Linked DNA regions of Homo sapiens: all the other regions are linked to region 2. Evidence: read pairs that join two places in POLR2A ChIA-PET (ENCODE). Cell type or tissue: GM12878. All regions are shown on one strand. Each heading gives the region's core, and the rest is flanking DNA. Links, peaks and the distances in the headings are about the cores only. Region 1 overlaps AFF1 (ALF transcription elongation factor 1). Region 2 overlaps AFF1 (ALF transcription elongation factor 1). Region 3 overlaps AFF1 (ALF transcription elongation factor 1).

Region 1 (4,000 bases), core at 1-4,000, 88 kb after region 2:
GGGGTGTGCTACCATCATCTCAGATAGAGGCTAGGGATGCTGCTAACGTCCTGCAATACACAGGACAGCCCCACCCTAAGAATTACCTGGCCCCAAGTGTCAATAGTGGAGAACTCTCGCTCTGCAGGTTTCGCCTAGTTCCTATGCATGGGGATGTTTGTGTTTCCGAGAGCGTCTGTACATTGTCATCAGACCCTAAATCATGCTGGCCCCAGGTGTCAGTTACTTGACCTGTATTTGCTTAGGACACAGTATGTGCAAGACACTCCTGGGTGCTCTGTGGGTTACACAGCCTTACTCTACCCCTCACCACCATGTTTAGTGAGTAAATGATTTACCCAAAGAACCACAGTTAGGAAGTGGCAGAGCCTAGGTCTGAATCCTTCACTAACTCCAGAGACCATGCTTTTTTTTTTTTTTTTTTGCGTGGTGGTGCATGCCTGTAAGGCTGAGGCAGGAGAATTGCTTGAACCCGGGAGGTGGAGGTTGCAGTGAGCTGACACCATGCCATTGCACTCCAGCCTGGGCAACAAGAGTGAAACTCTGTCTCAAAATAAATAAATAGGTAAATAAATAAAATTAAAAATTTGCCATGCACACCCAGCTAATTTTTGTACTTTTAGTAGAGATGGGGTTTTGCCATGTTGGCCAGGCTGGTCTTTGAACCCTTGACTTCAAGCGATCCTCCTGCCTCGGCCTCCCAAATTGCTGGGATTACAGGTGTGAGCCACCATGCCCTGCTGAGACCATTCCCTGTACTCGTTTACTGTGATGGTAACCAAAATGTTCCATCGTGTGGCATGTTGCTGAGCCTCCTCTCTGCCTCCTTCAGTTTCAACAAAGTCGTGGCAGGAGACTGACAAACAGCAGTCTCTGTGTGGGGACCTTGAGTGGCCATCCAGTTGCTCTGTAGTAGGAAGTGGTAGGGAAGTTGGAGGTGAGGAGGGCCCGTTAGTAGGGAACTGAGGCCAGACTTCTAAAAGAGCAAGGAAAGAATTTCGAATGACATGGTTCCTCAGCATGTCTGCAGGGAGGAGGTTTATTGCAGCAGCATTTAGAACTAGCTCAGAGGAGAAATAATGGGCGAAGGGAGATTGGTACATATAAGGTAATACCTATTGTATTACAGATTTACTTATGTAAAATGCTTTTCTAAAATCTGGTTCTCTCGTATTTTATATACCAGATGTAACTCAAACTAGATGAAATAGAACCATAGACTCAATCCTTCCTAAAAGCTCAAGGCTTTCTGGCTTGGTAATTTTGTGGGGAAGCACTTGCAGGAAAAACACTTTGAAATATGAAGAAGGAAATGTGATTCCGGTGGTTTCTTTATAGGCCCTAAATCAGTACAGGAAGAAATAGGACAAGAACCAGAGAAGATTAACTTTCTGAAACTTTACAAACAGCCTAATTCCCAAGTAGAGAAAAGTATATTTTAAAGAATGAATACTGGGGGAGGAAATGAGGGAAGGTGAATTAAGCCTTCACAGTGGCTGCTAAGGAGATTACCCTGAAAACTTCCCAGGTGGGAATCTGAAACTTACTTCTACAAATGTATGCATGTGTCTCTACTAGATTGCTTGTAGTTTCCCAGTAGAGCAAAAAGCAGAAGCCAGAGAAAGATTTGAAGGTGTTAGGTAAGTGCTCTAGTTTTGCTTGGCGTGCATGCACGGATACACATGTAACATGCACACTTCTGCTATTTCAGTTCTGCTGACAGCTGATGAAATCATGTGTCTCACAAGTTTAGGACCACTCTTGAGTTCCTTTCCTTCCAAAGATTTGCTATAATATTTCATAGATAAATTTGTGCTTCCAAATTACTCCTTTCTGCTAAAATCTGAGATTTAACCAGAAGCCTGTAAATACCCTAGAGGAGAGAGGAGAGTCTGTTGGAAAAATGTGGGGCACACAACGATCCTACCACAGTGTTTTGACCAAATTTAATAGTTTATTCTTGTGGTTATTTTTTCTAACATTATGAACATTTTCAAACATTCAGAAAAGTTTAATGAATTTCACAGTAAAAAGCCTTATTCTCAGATTATAAGTACATATTAAATAGTCCTAATTCAAAATCCTAAACATTCCAAAATCTGAAACTTTTTGTTGTTGTTGCTGTTGGGTTTTTTTTTTTTTTTTTTTTTTTTGAGGTGAGTCTCACTGTCGCCCAGACTGGAGTGCAGTGGTGTGATCAATGCAGTGGCCCATTGCAACCTCTGCCTCCTGGGGTTCAAGTGATTCTCCTGCCTCAGCCTCCCAAGTAGGTGGGATTACAGGCGTGCACCACCAGGCCTGGCTACAAAATCTGAAACTTTTTGAGTGATGACATGACACTCTAAGGAAGTGCTTATTGGAGCATTTTATTTTTCAGATTTTAAGATTAGTAGTGCTAAATGCCAGTGTTCCAAAATCCAAAAAAAAGAAAAAAAATTGAAACCCAAAACACTTAAGGTCCCAAGCATTTCAGATAAAGGGATACCCAGTCTGTATTAACATTTTATTTTACTTGCATTACCATATATTCATCTCTTTGTTGCTGTGTCCATCCATTAATGTATTTTTATACTTCTTATATAAGTTGTGGGAGAGTATACTGTCCCGTAAATAGCTTGTATATCATTAAAGTTCAGTATTTTTTTTTACGTTTTTTTTTCTTTTGGTATAAAATGCAGTGAAAGGCACAAATTTTAAGTGTACTGGCCCATTTTGACAGTGCATGCATCTGTGTAACTCATACCCCTAGTAAGATTTGGAACTATTCTTAAGGTTATTTTTTGGTGTGTATCTGGGAAGATGATTAGAAGAAGAGTAAACAAACACGTAACCTGTTTTATTTTTCTTCCTCTCAGGGTGTCATTTCAATTTTTTAAAACCTGTTGGATGAGTTGTGTGTGCTTGATAATACCTCATTTTGTAGAGATTATTTAAATTCCTTGAGGTCTCAGACCAAAGCTCTTGGATTAAGGTACGTTTTTCTTCACCTAGGTTGTCTCTTGCTGAGAATTAAAGATAAATTTTTTAGAACCAGCCCTTCTCACACTGAAGGAAAGTGGAGACTCATGTCCATTTAAGACCTCCCCATTTTTGGGTAACAGTAAAATGCATGTGACAGAATATAACTATTACTAAATCATTCCCTGCCACTCTAGGAGTGCATTTATTAGAGAAATGCTAGGACTATTGGATTGTGTTCTTCCAGTGTTATGCTTTTGAAGTTGTGGGAAGGCAGGCGGATTGTCCCCAAAGGAGGTGCCCTTAGTTGATGTCTGTCATCCTACACAGGTGGGGTCTTTTATTTCATGGCCAGGGCTCTCAAAGGCTTCCTTTTGGCCACAATGAGAGAAATCTGGGGGTGAGTGAGTGTCCTCCCAGGTAAATTAATGGTGGGTCTGTAAATAACCAGGGGCCCCAGACTGAAATCGGGCAGGTTGTAATTTGTCAGATACCTGGATGCCTGTTACCTGTTTCTTTTTATTCTGTTATCCTCTAGCATTTGGTAAACTTTGATATAAATATTGTGGCCGTTTCTGAGCTACTTTATTGTAAGAGAATAGTTGGGAATCTGTGATTAGGCTAGAGTTATAAGGGGAAACAAGGTCTCCCTGAGTGCAGGTGGGGCATAGAGGTTTTAAATGGGAAGGAATAGGTGATAAGAATATGTAAGAGGTTCACTCTACCTCCATTTGAAGACAGAGGTTTAACGTTATGAAGACTGTCAACCTGTTTCCTCCTTACACTGTCAGCCTGACAGATGTCTTTTTATGTACGTAAAGGTATTCAGATCCAGCAGTGCATTCTCCCACCAGACTTTTGAAGAATCAGGACATTTGAGGAACATTAAGTTCTGACCTTTAATAGCAGCCACTGGCTTAATTCTTCATATTTTCCAAAAACCACACCCGCCTGCTGGAATAGATAGCACAGGGAAGTTGGATGGACTCCCTGTGCCTTGGGAGTTCTTACTCCCAGAGTGTCTCCTAGTGTTTCCTTTTGC
Region 2 (5,436 bases), core at 580-4,579:
CTGGTTGAGGTGAAAGTTACTTTTTTAATTGACTGAGAACTTGCTTAATTAGGTTTTGGATTAAATTTGGAAGAGACTATTCAATTAAAATACATATATATTTATCAGGCACCTTTACAAGTCACTTTATTTATTTTTGAGACAGGTTCTCACTCTGTCACTTAGGCTGGAGTGCGGTGGCACGATCATAGCTCACTGCAACCTCCAACTCCTGGGCTCATGGGATCCTCCCTCCTCAGCCTCCCAAATAGCTGGGATTACAAGCATATGCCACCATGCCCGGCTAATTTAAAAAATCTTTTGGTAGAGATGGCTTGGGGTGGGGGTGGGGGTGGGGGGCTCCCTATGTTACCCAGGTGGGTCTTGAACTCCTGGCTCAAGCAGTCCTCCCACTTTTGCCTCCTCAAGTGCTGAGATTACAGGTGGAAGCCACCGTGCCTGGCCTACAAGTCACTTTAGCCAGGTGATTGTTTAGTTGAAGTTTCATATTGCCTTGAAAGTTGAAAAGAGGGGTGAAAAAATTGAGCTTAGAAAGGGTAAACTTGTTTTCAATATTTTTTGAAAAGCTGATGGAAGGAGTTCTATGTTCAACTCTGTAATTTGTGGGCCCAAAGTTCCTTTATTTCAAGGCTCTAGACCATTAACTAATTTTTTGGGAGATTGAGAAAGTATGTTAGAGAGAGTGCAAATTAAGGAACCTCATTGGGGCCAGGTGTGGTGGCTCACGCCTGTAATCCCAACACTTTGGGAGGCTGAGGCGAGCGGATCACTTGAGGTCAGCGGTTCTGGACCAGCCTGACCAATATGGGGAAACCCCATCTCTACTAAAAATACAAAAAGTAGCTGGGCATGATGGCGTGCTCCTGTAATTACGCTTCCTCGGGAGGCTAAGGCAGGAAAGTCGCTTGAACCCAGGAGGCGGAGGTTGCAGTGAGCCGAGATTGCACTGCTGCACTCCAGCCTGGGCCACAGAGCAAGACTCCGTCTCAAAAAAAAAAAAAAAAAAGAAAAGGAAAAAAGTAAGTGTATTTACCATAAATATACAGAGTTTGATTAGTGATATTTTCCTCAAATAATAAATTCAACAATGGTTTCTGAAGTTTAATTGGCAGTTGCTTTCTAGTAGTCTCTTTTTTTAAGACACAGTAGAAGCTTATTTAATAGTGTTGATTTGGATCTTAGATTTTAAAATAGATTACATAAACTCTGTAATCCATTTATTAAAATTCTACCACAGCATGGAAATAAATGTGAAATATGTGGCTCTTTGTAGGTACACATCCATTATTCATGATTGTTTATATCTGGACAACAGATTGTTATAGACTTGACACCATGAGACCCCAAGGTCATCAGGGTTGCTAATAGGAGTTTCTGTTGTATGCCTTAGGACAGAACTTCAGTAGTATTCCCGAAGGGAAGAAAATCAGCTGATTTTCTTAAATTATCTGGCCCATTTTAAACATGACTAAGGATTTCTTGCTAGAGTGACTTTTTCCTATTAAAAGACTGAGATTATTGTGACAAATAGTGCCTGAAGGAATCAATTACATCATTAATATAGTATCTCATATTCATTCCTAATACCGCGTAAGTATTGAGTAGCTTCTGTGAGCCAGACGGTATCCTAAGCATTGGAGAAATTGTGATGGTAACATGATCAAGAAAGAGAAAGGGCCTGTGCAGGTGGAACTTATATTGGCACTTCACTGTTTACCAACAGCTTTCACATGGCATAATCATTTAAGCCTAATTGTGACTCTGAAATTGGAATTCATTTTCCATTTTAAAATCAGGAAATTGAGTTGAAGAAGTTAAGTGACTTGACTCTGTGACTCAAAGCCTGGTGCCCTTTCTACTATGGTACACTGTGTTGGCTATGTTGATGTGTGGTTTCCTGTTTTTCAAGAATTACAGCTTGACTCTAAAATATAAATAGTGTTTCTCCTTGGGTAAGTAATTCTTTCTGATCACTATGGGAATAAAAACAAGTATTTTCATTTAGGATTTTGAACATTTGTGCCTCCAAAGGAAAAAATTATGCAAACCTATTTAACAGACACGTGGTGTTTATTTGCACTAGATAAGAATCCTTACCTTTCTAAAAATTAAATAGAGGGCCTTACGGACTAGCTGCCTTAGTGCTTGAAAACTATTATTCAACTTGTGAAAGCTCAGTTCATAAATTTTTTAGAGCATATCCCTATGTAAGTCAGAACATACTCATACCATTTCCTTCTTATAGATACAGTGAATATGTGCAGCCTGGCAGTAGTTCTCAGACCTATAATGTACTCCTGAAAGGCTTGTGAAAACACAGGTGTGCTCCTCTTACCCGTCCCCCGAGTTTCTGATGCAGCAGGTCTAGGGTAATGCCCAAGAATTTGCATGTGTAACATGTTTGTGGCTGATATTGATGCTGTTATTTCTGGAACAACACTTTGAGAACCACTGTGGTATAGCAGAGAGTTTAAAAAGGTTTCTGAGTCAGACAGCTTGGGTTTGAATCTTGGATATGCTACCTACTAGCTGTCAGACCTTAGGCAAATTACTTTTTTCAAGAACTATGAAGGCTGAGCGAGCACTGCTGCTTACGCCTGTAATTCTAGCACTTTGGGAGGCAGAGGCGAAAGGATCATTTGAGCCCAGGAAATTTGAGACTAGCCTGGGCAACAAAGTGAGACCCCTTCTTTAAACAACAGCAACAGCACCTGTGAAGTCTGAGGTTTTACCCTACTCTCAAGCTAACTAACCTGCCACAGTTTCATGGACCCCTGGGTTACAGAGGAATGACTTTATCACTCATCAAGATAGCTGTAGCCAGAATATCAACATTTTCTTAGACTGGTTTCCTAAGCCCCAATTTTCCAAAGGGTTATGTGAAGAGGGGAAGAGAGCCAAGTGACACATGCAAAAACAGTGGGTTGTATTAACAGGAAGGGAATCCTGAGTTTTTATGAGACAGAGTCTCACTCTGTTGCCCAGGCTGGAGTGCAGTGGTGCAATCTTGTCTCACTGCAACCTTCGCCTCCCAGGTTCAAGCAGTTCTGCCTCAGCCACTCGAATAGCTGGGATCACAGGCATGTGCCACCACGACCAGCTAATTTTTGTATTTTTAGTAGAGACGGGGTTTCACCCATGTTGGCCAGGGTAGTCTTGAACTCCTGACCTCAGATGATCCACCCGCCTCAGCCTCCCAAAGTGCTGGGATTACAGATGTGAGCCACTGTGCCTGGCCTTCCTAATCTTTTATAGTTGTCAGTAAGTGTGTCTGCTCTTCACAGGGAGATTTTATCTTTTTTTTATTTTTCTTTCCCCTAATCATTAGAACCTGTGAAGGGAGGGGCTGGGCATGGTGGCTCATGCCTCTAATTCTAGCACTTTGGGAGGCTAAGGTGGGTGGATCACTTGAGGTCAGGAGTTTGAGACCAGCTTAGCCAACATGGTGAAACCCTGTCTCTACTAAAAATACAAAAATTAGCCGGGTATTGTGTTGGACACCTGTAATCCCAGCTACTTGGGAGGCTGAGGGAGGAGAATCGCTTGAACCCTGGAGGTGGAGGTTGCAGTGAGCAGTGATCGAGATTGTGCCACTGCACTCCAGCCTGGGTGACAGAACGTGACTCGGTTTCAAAACAAAACCTGTGAAGGGAGAGTTTTATCTTGATTATACTGCATAGTGAACATGCTGCCCTTAGTGCTAGGAGACTATCCCTAATTTTCCAAGGCTGTTCACCATACAAACATCTTTAAAGATAATTTGAAACAGCCAGGTACAGTGCCTCATGCCTGTAATCGCAGCACTTTGGTAGGCTGATGTGGGAGGATTGCATGAGCTCATGAGTTTGAGACCAGCCTAAGCAACGTAGTGAGATCTCGTCTCCACAAAAGTTTTTTTAAAAAATAGCCAGGCGGGCCGGCCGCAGTGGGTCACGCCTGTAATCCCAGCACTTTGGGAGGCCAAGGCGGGTGGATCGCTTGGAAGTCAGGAGTTCGAGTTGAGCCTGGCCAACGTGATGAAACCCCGTCTCTACTAAAAATACAAAAATTAGCCGGCGTGGTAGCACATGCCTGTAATCCTAGCTACTCGGGAGGCTGAGGCAGGAGAATTGCTTTGGGGGTGGAGGTTGCAGTGAGCCAAGATTGTGCCATTGCACTCCAGCGTGGGCAATAGAGCAAGACTCTGTCTCATAAATAAATAAATAAATAAATAAATAAAATAAAAAATAGCCAGGCATGGTGTTGCATGCCTGTGGTCCCAGCTACCCAGGAGACTGAGGTGGGAAGATTGCTTGAGCCTTGACCTAGGCTGTGGTGAGCTGAGATCCTGCCACTGTACTCTAGCCTGGGCAACAGAGCAAGACCCTGTCTCGAAAAAGATAATCTGAAACAAAAAGACAATTGATGCCTCTGCTTGTAAAAATATGCACAAATACCACAGACCCATGGAGAAATTGTCTCCGAACACCTTTCCAATCCTCCGTTTTTTTTTTTTCCTTATAAATTGGAGTGAGCAATATAGCAATATCTTCTTTATTGAGTAGTTGAACAGAGTAAAGGTACTAAGATTTGGCAAGTTCTTGGAGCAGAGCATAGTAAGTGCTACATAAATGTTTGCTATTATTACTCCTGAAGGAAGAGATTGTGTTCTCAGTCTTTTTTTCTTTTTTATGGTAAATATTGTCTCATAAGATGAAGTAATTGGTTTACTTTGAATAAATGGCAAACTTTGAGTTTGTTCCAAGAAACTTTTGTAAGGGTCCAAATTCTGAAATGAGGACAATGCCTTGTACGATATTTTACCAGCCCACAGGGAATGAGGTAGAGACATTTTCTACCAATATCCATGTGCTTTTCTGTGTTTCCTAGCTTCTTTATGGTTACACAGAATCAGGTGACTCATCTGTCCAGATAAGCAGTGAGTCACAGATAAGCAATAAACATTTATTTATTTAGCATAAGTTAACTCCAGATAGTAAGTAGTAAGTACTATGAAAAAATAGAAGTGTGGCCAGCACTGCTATTTTCCTACTCAGTAGCCATTCCTGTTTGTTCTTGTTGTCACTAAAAGAACTTTAATTGCTAAGAGACTACATTTGTCCAGTCTTAGGTAATAGATCATGTTTGTTCTCAGCCAGTGGTGACAGTTTGTATCTTGATTTACCTGCTTCCTTTAAAGCTAGAAGAACCTGGGTGACCTAGTTCTGGTTTTTTGATGGTAAAGATTTTTGGCAAAAATAGACAAATATGTCAGGCAAAGCCACACCTTCCTCTTCTCCTCCTCTTCGTGCCTTGAATATGAATGAGATCTCTCGTTCATAAGATGGACCATGGCAAGCATGAAGACAACATGCTAAATAGGCAAAGCAGAAAAAGTCAGAGTTCCTGATGCCTCATTGCATAGCTAACAGTATGCCAAGTAGCCACCCTCTTCTA
Region 3 (4,000 bases), core at 1-4,000, 80 kb after region 2:
TTTTCATGTTATCTGTAAATGTATTGAGTACTTCATTGTTCACTAAGAGCCAACCATTGGTGTGTGCAGGGCTCTGAGTTGGTTTAGATAAATACACTGTCTCCCTCCCTACAAGGAGCTCATAGTTTGGTGGGAGAGACAGAAATAAGCAAACAAACTGACAAATAAAACAAGTGCAAATTGTGGAAACACAGTGGCAAAAAACAGGATACTGTGAGGGAATAATAGGGGGTGGGGAATTGGTCTTGGTGTGGGGCCAGGAGAACCTCTGAGGAGGGTTACCTGAGGCAGAGAAAGAGCAAGCCATGACACAGAGAAAGGTAATTGTCCTTCTAGAATGTACATGGAAGTAAGTGGTGATGGTGGTGAGAAGGATGGCTTTTTTTGAGACAGAATTTTGCTGTGTTGGCCACGCTGGAGTGCAGTGGCACCATCATGGCTCACTGCAACCTCCAAGGATGGCATTTTTAAACAGGGATAAAAATGTTAGGAAATGACCGTCATGTGGCAGTTTCTTGAAATAAAAATTTGATTGTTTTAGTGGTTTGTAGTTCTACCAAAACTTAGCCCTGTTTTTAATTTATTTTAATAAAGGCAAAGTGAGTACCATAACAACCTAGCTATGAACTTTAAAATAGAGACTATAGTTTCTAAAACTTAGGCTTAATTGGCACATAAATGTAAACACATTAAACAAGTGTTGAAAAGAAATTCGAGAGGACATTTTTCTTTGGGAGCCATCAAATAAGGGATGTGGTAGAATTTAGAAAGGCCCCCAGGTCAGTGAGGTACAGTTATAAGGAAGTGAAGATTTAGACAGTAAGGAGGGCATTCCACCTGGCTATTAAATATAAAGGTTAATTTACAAAACAACCTTTTGTATGTGTGAAGGACTGTTATGGGAAGTGGGGTGAAAGATGGTCTCTATCTCTGCCAAAAATAGATCTTGAAGAGATAAATAGCAAAGCCCATGAAGGAAAACACAGAAGTGGTGTTCTTTTTTATATATTTAGCAATAGGAAATAATCTTCTGCCTTGGATAGTTTAGGAAGTAGCAGATGGTTTAAGTACCAGTGATATTATGATTATATATTGGTTTTCGTCCATGGTTCCTGGCCCATAACTCCCACAGTCCTTGTTAGTCTTTTGTTATAATGGTGGGGCACTTTAGGCCTCAGGAGACAGAATCTCTCTGTGACCTTCTCTTATCTTCCTTTCACTTGCCCAAGGCAGGACTCTAATCTAATTGTAAGTCTAAAGACTTTTATTCCAGAGAGTTCCTGCCCCATACTCTGGAGGAAGGAATGCTGTACAGAGAGGCCAAGAAAAATCTGAACTGAAGGGTGTTGGTTGATTTAGATCATACCCTTTTTGTCCAGTCACATTTCTACATGGTTGTCAATCTTGCCTACACTATGAAGTCTTCATAAAAGGCCCAAGAGGACTGGGTCTCCAGAGAGCTTCTGGATAGCTGAGCATGTGGAGGTTTAGGGAGAGTGGTGTGCCCAGGGAGGGCATGGAAGCACCACGCCCCTTCCCCCATATCTCACCTTACACATCTCTTCATCTGTGTGCTTTGTAATGTCCTTTACAATAAACCGTTAAACGTTAAGTAGGTGTTTCCTTGAGTTCTGTGAGCCACTCCAGCAAATTAATTGAAACCGTGGGATCCCAACTTGAAACCAGTCTATCAGAAGTTCTGGAGGTCCAGACCTGTGACTGGTGTCTGAAGGGGTCGGGGGGGGGCAGTCTTGGGGACTGAGCCCTCAACCTGTGGGATCTGACTCCATCTCCAGGTAGTTGTGTAGATAGTAGGAAAATCTCCTCCTCCCACGTTTGATCACAGAAGTCTTCTGTGTTGACGATTGTTGTGTGAGAGCAGAGGAAAAACACAGAATTTTTTGAAAACAGCACCTTTTTCTCAAGGGATTCTGTGGCTTCTTGAAAAAATGTGATCACAATAAACTACTGTAGGAACTGAAAGTTTTTGTCCTTTGTGTATCACAGCTATATTTAATTACATAAAGTTGCTTCAAAGATCTGCATTCATTATCACCTCATCTCTTTTGTACTTCTCTTCACAGTTATTTTCAAATGAATGTATTGAGTTATAGACCTTTGTGGCATAATGATTGCTTTTATGAATGTTTCACGACCATGTAAGAAAGAACGTATTTGCTTTATTTTCAGAGTCCAGAGATAAATGTGGTTTTGTATCTTATTTCTGTATTCTTATTTTGTCTGTTTGATCTGCCATGGACTAAGAGATGAATAAAAGCCTCATATGAGTACACTGCTATCTTAAGTTTCTTTGCAAATGTTGATGCCATGTTTTTGTTTTGTTTTGTTTTGTTTCAGATGGAGTCTTGCTCTGTTGCCCAGGCTGGAGTGCAGTGGCGCAATTTCGGCTCACTGTAACCTCCACCTCCTGGGTTCAAGGGATTCTCCTGCCTCAGCCTCCTGAGTAGCTGGGACTACAGGCACGTGCCAACATGTCCGGCTAATTTTTTGTATTTTTAGTGGAGACAGGGTTTCACTGTGTTAGCCAGGATGTTCTCAGTCTCCTGACCTCATGATCCGCCTGCCTCAGCCTCTCAAAATGCTGGGATTACAGGCGGGATTACCATGCCCAGTAATGCCATGTTTTTGATGCACAGGTAGTCATCATTGTTAACGTCGTCTTTTCAAATTGTCCTGTTTGGCAATATTAGTTTTTAATGTATTCTTCCAGAAGGTTTCTTTGAGTATAGGTGATATTTCTTAAAAAGATGTGTATCTTTTAATATATTCTGCATGCGGATTTTATTTTGGTTTAAGGAGTGATGGAAGATTTCTGAACCCTTCCTCTCTTCCCCAAGACTCACCATTCTGTTCTCTATATTTAAGCGCCATCATCAAATTCACTGTACCTTTGTATGCGTTTTAATATATGATCGGGCTGATTGCCCTTCTTTACCCTTCTGAGGTGCACTCTCAGAATTTTTGTGGCTGTTTTCTCATGTAATTTTTCTGAGTCTTCTGTCAAACAACTTGGGGCCTTGTAATAGGATGACTTCCTAACAAATTTGTAAAACCTCATCCTGTTTTTCAGAAGTACTAAAGTTTTAAATGGATTACCGTGTTCTTTGTAGATTTTCATGGAATGGGAAAGGCTAAAGTAGAGGGCCAGGGACTCCTGAGTCACTCACCAGACACCACTCATTTATCTTGGAGACATTAGGGAAATCCTGTTTGCCTCAGTTTATCCAGAAGTAAAAATGTACATTTGCTCTTGTCATAAATGAATGTATTTTTAATGTAACTCTGTAAGAGTGGAATCATATTTCTATAGGTGATTTACATCTGGCTTTAGGCAGAAGCAGTGTTTCACAGTATCATTGTTTCTGTGGATAGTATCCCACTTTCTGGCAGACTTGATTGAATCAGTATGCCTTGGAAATAATAGATGTAATTTAGGCTCTTTAGAATCTTTTTTTGTAGTTCAGTAAAACAAAACTAATTGTAAGTTAATTGTAATTAAAAGAGAAATGTCTTCCTGAATCTCAGTAATTTGTCTAAACATTTTCTTTTTGTTCCCTTTCAATCTTTTATTTATGCATTAAATTTTTTCACATTGTTGACTTATTCTTTATGTGTGTTTGATAAGTGATTTAGTCAACACATAGGGGAAAAAGGGGTTGGGATTACTTTAGACTGTTATGATTTTTGAGATTGTCATTTTGAAGAGGAACAGATAAATCTTTCACATCTTTATGCTTAGAAATGCCATGCTAGGGCGGGCGCAGTGGCACGCGCCTGTAATCTCAGCACTTTGGGAGGCCGAGGCCAGCGGATCACCTGAGGTCAGGAGTTTGAGACCAGCCTAGCTGACATGGTGAAACTCCATCTCTACTAAAAATACAAAAAAATTAGCCAGGCGTGGTGGCGGGTGCCTGTAATCCCAGCTACTTGGGAGACTGAGGTGGGAGAATGTCTTGAACCTGGGAGGCAGAGGTTTCGG

What was found. Peaks named below come from ENCODE experiments on the same cell type or tissue, not always from the same donor. Only the 100,000 strongest peaks of a DNase experiment are listed, where the experiment ranks them.
Region 1: POLR2A ChIA-PET joins it to region 2 with 5 read pairs; 21 of 35 experiments call an interaction of 5 or more read pairs at or near these places.
Region 3: POLR2A ChIA-PET joins it to region 2 with 6 read pairs; 22 of 35 experiments call an interaction of 5 or more read pairs at or near these places.

What each region holds. Positions count from the first base shown.
Region 1 is chr4:87,025,656-87,029,655 of GRCh38, forward strand. The region is part of intron 2 of AFF1 (ALF transcription elongation factor 1); the gene reads left to right. Among named protein-coding and RNA genes, the nearest start is that of AFF1, 93 kb to the left of the region's middle. In GM12878, for the core only: no CTCF peak of the experiment used is centred there; DNase peaks (open chromatin) are centred at 288 and 1,636; H3K4me3 peaks cover 303 bases; H3K27ac peaks cover 3,530 bases.
Region 2 is chr4:86,937,462-86,942,897 of GRCh38, forward strand. The region is part of intron 1 of AFF1 (ALF transcription elongation factor 1); the gene reads left to right. Among named protein-coding and RNA genes, the nearest start is that of AFF1, 5.2 kb to the left of the region's middle. RefSeq lists an enhancer at 2,591-3,091. In GM12878, for the core only: no CTCF peak of the experiment used is centred there; a DNase peak (open chromatin) is centred at 2,430; H3K4me3 peaks cover 3,090 bases; H3K27ac peaks cover 3,289 bases.
Region 3 is chr4:87,018,148-87,022,147 of GRCh38, forward strand. The region is part of intron 2 of AFF1 (ALF transcription elongation factor 1); the gene reads left to right. Among named protein-coding and RNA genes, the nearest start is that of AFF1, 85 kb to the left of the region's middle. In GM12878, for the core only: no CTCF peak of the experiment used is centred there; a DNase peak (open chromatin) is centred at 1,974; H3K4me3 peaks cover 882 bases; H3K27ac peaks cover 2,793 bases.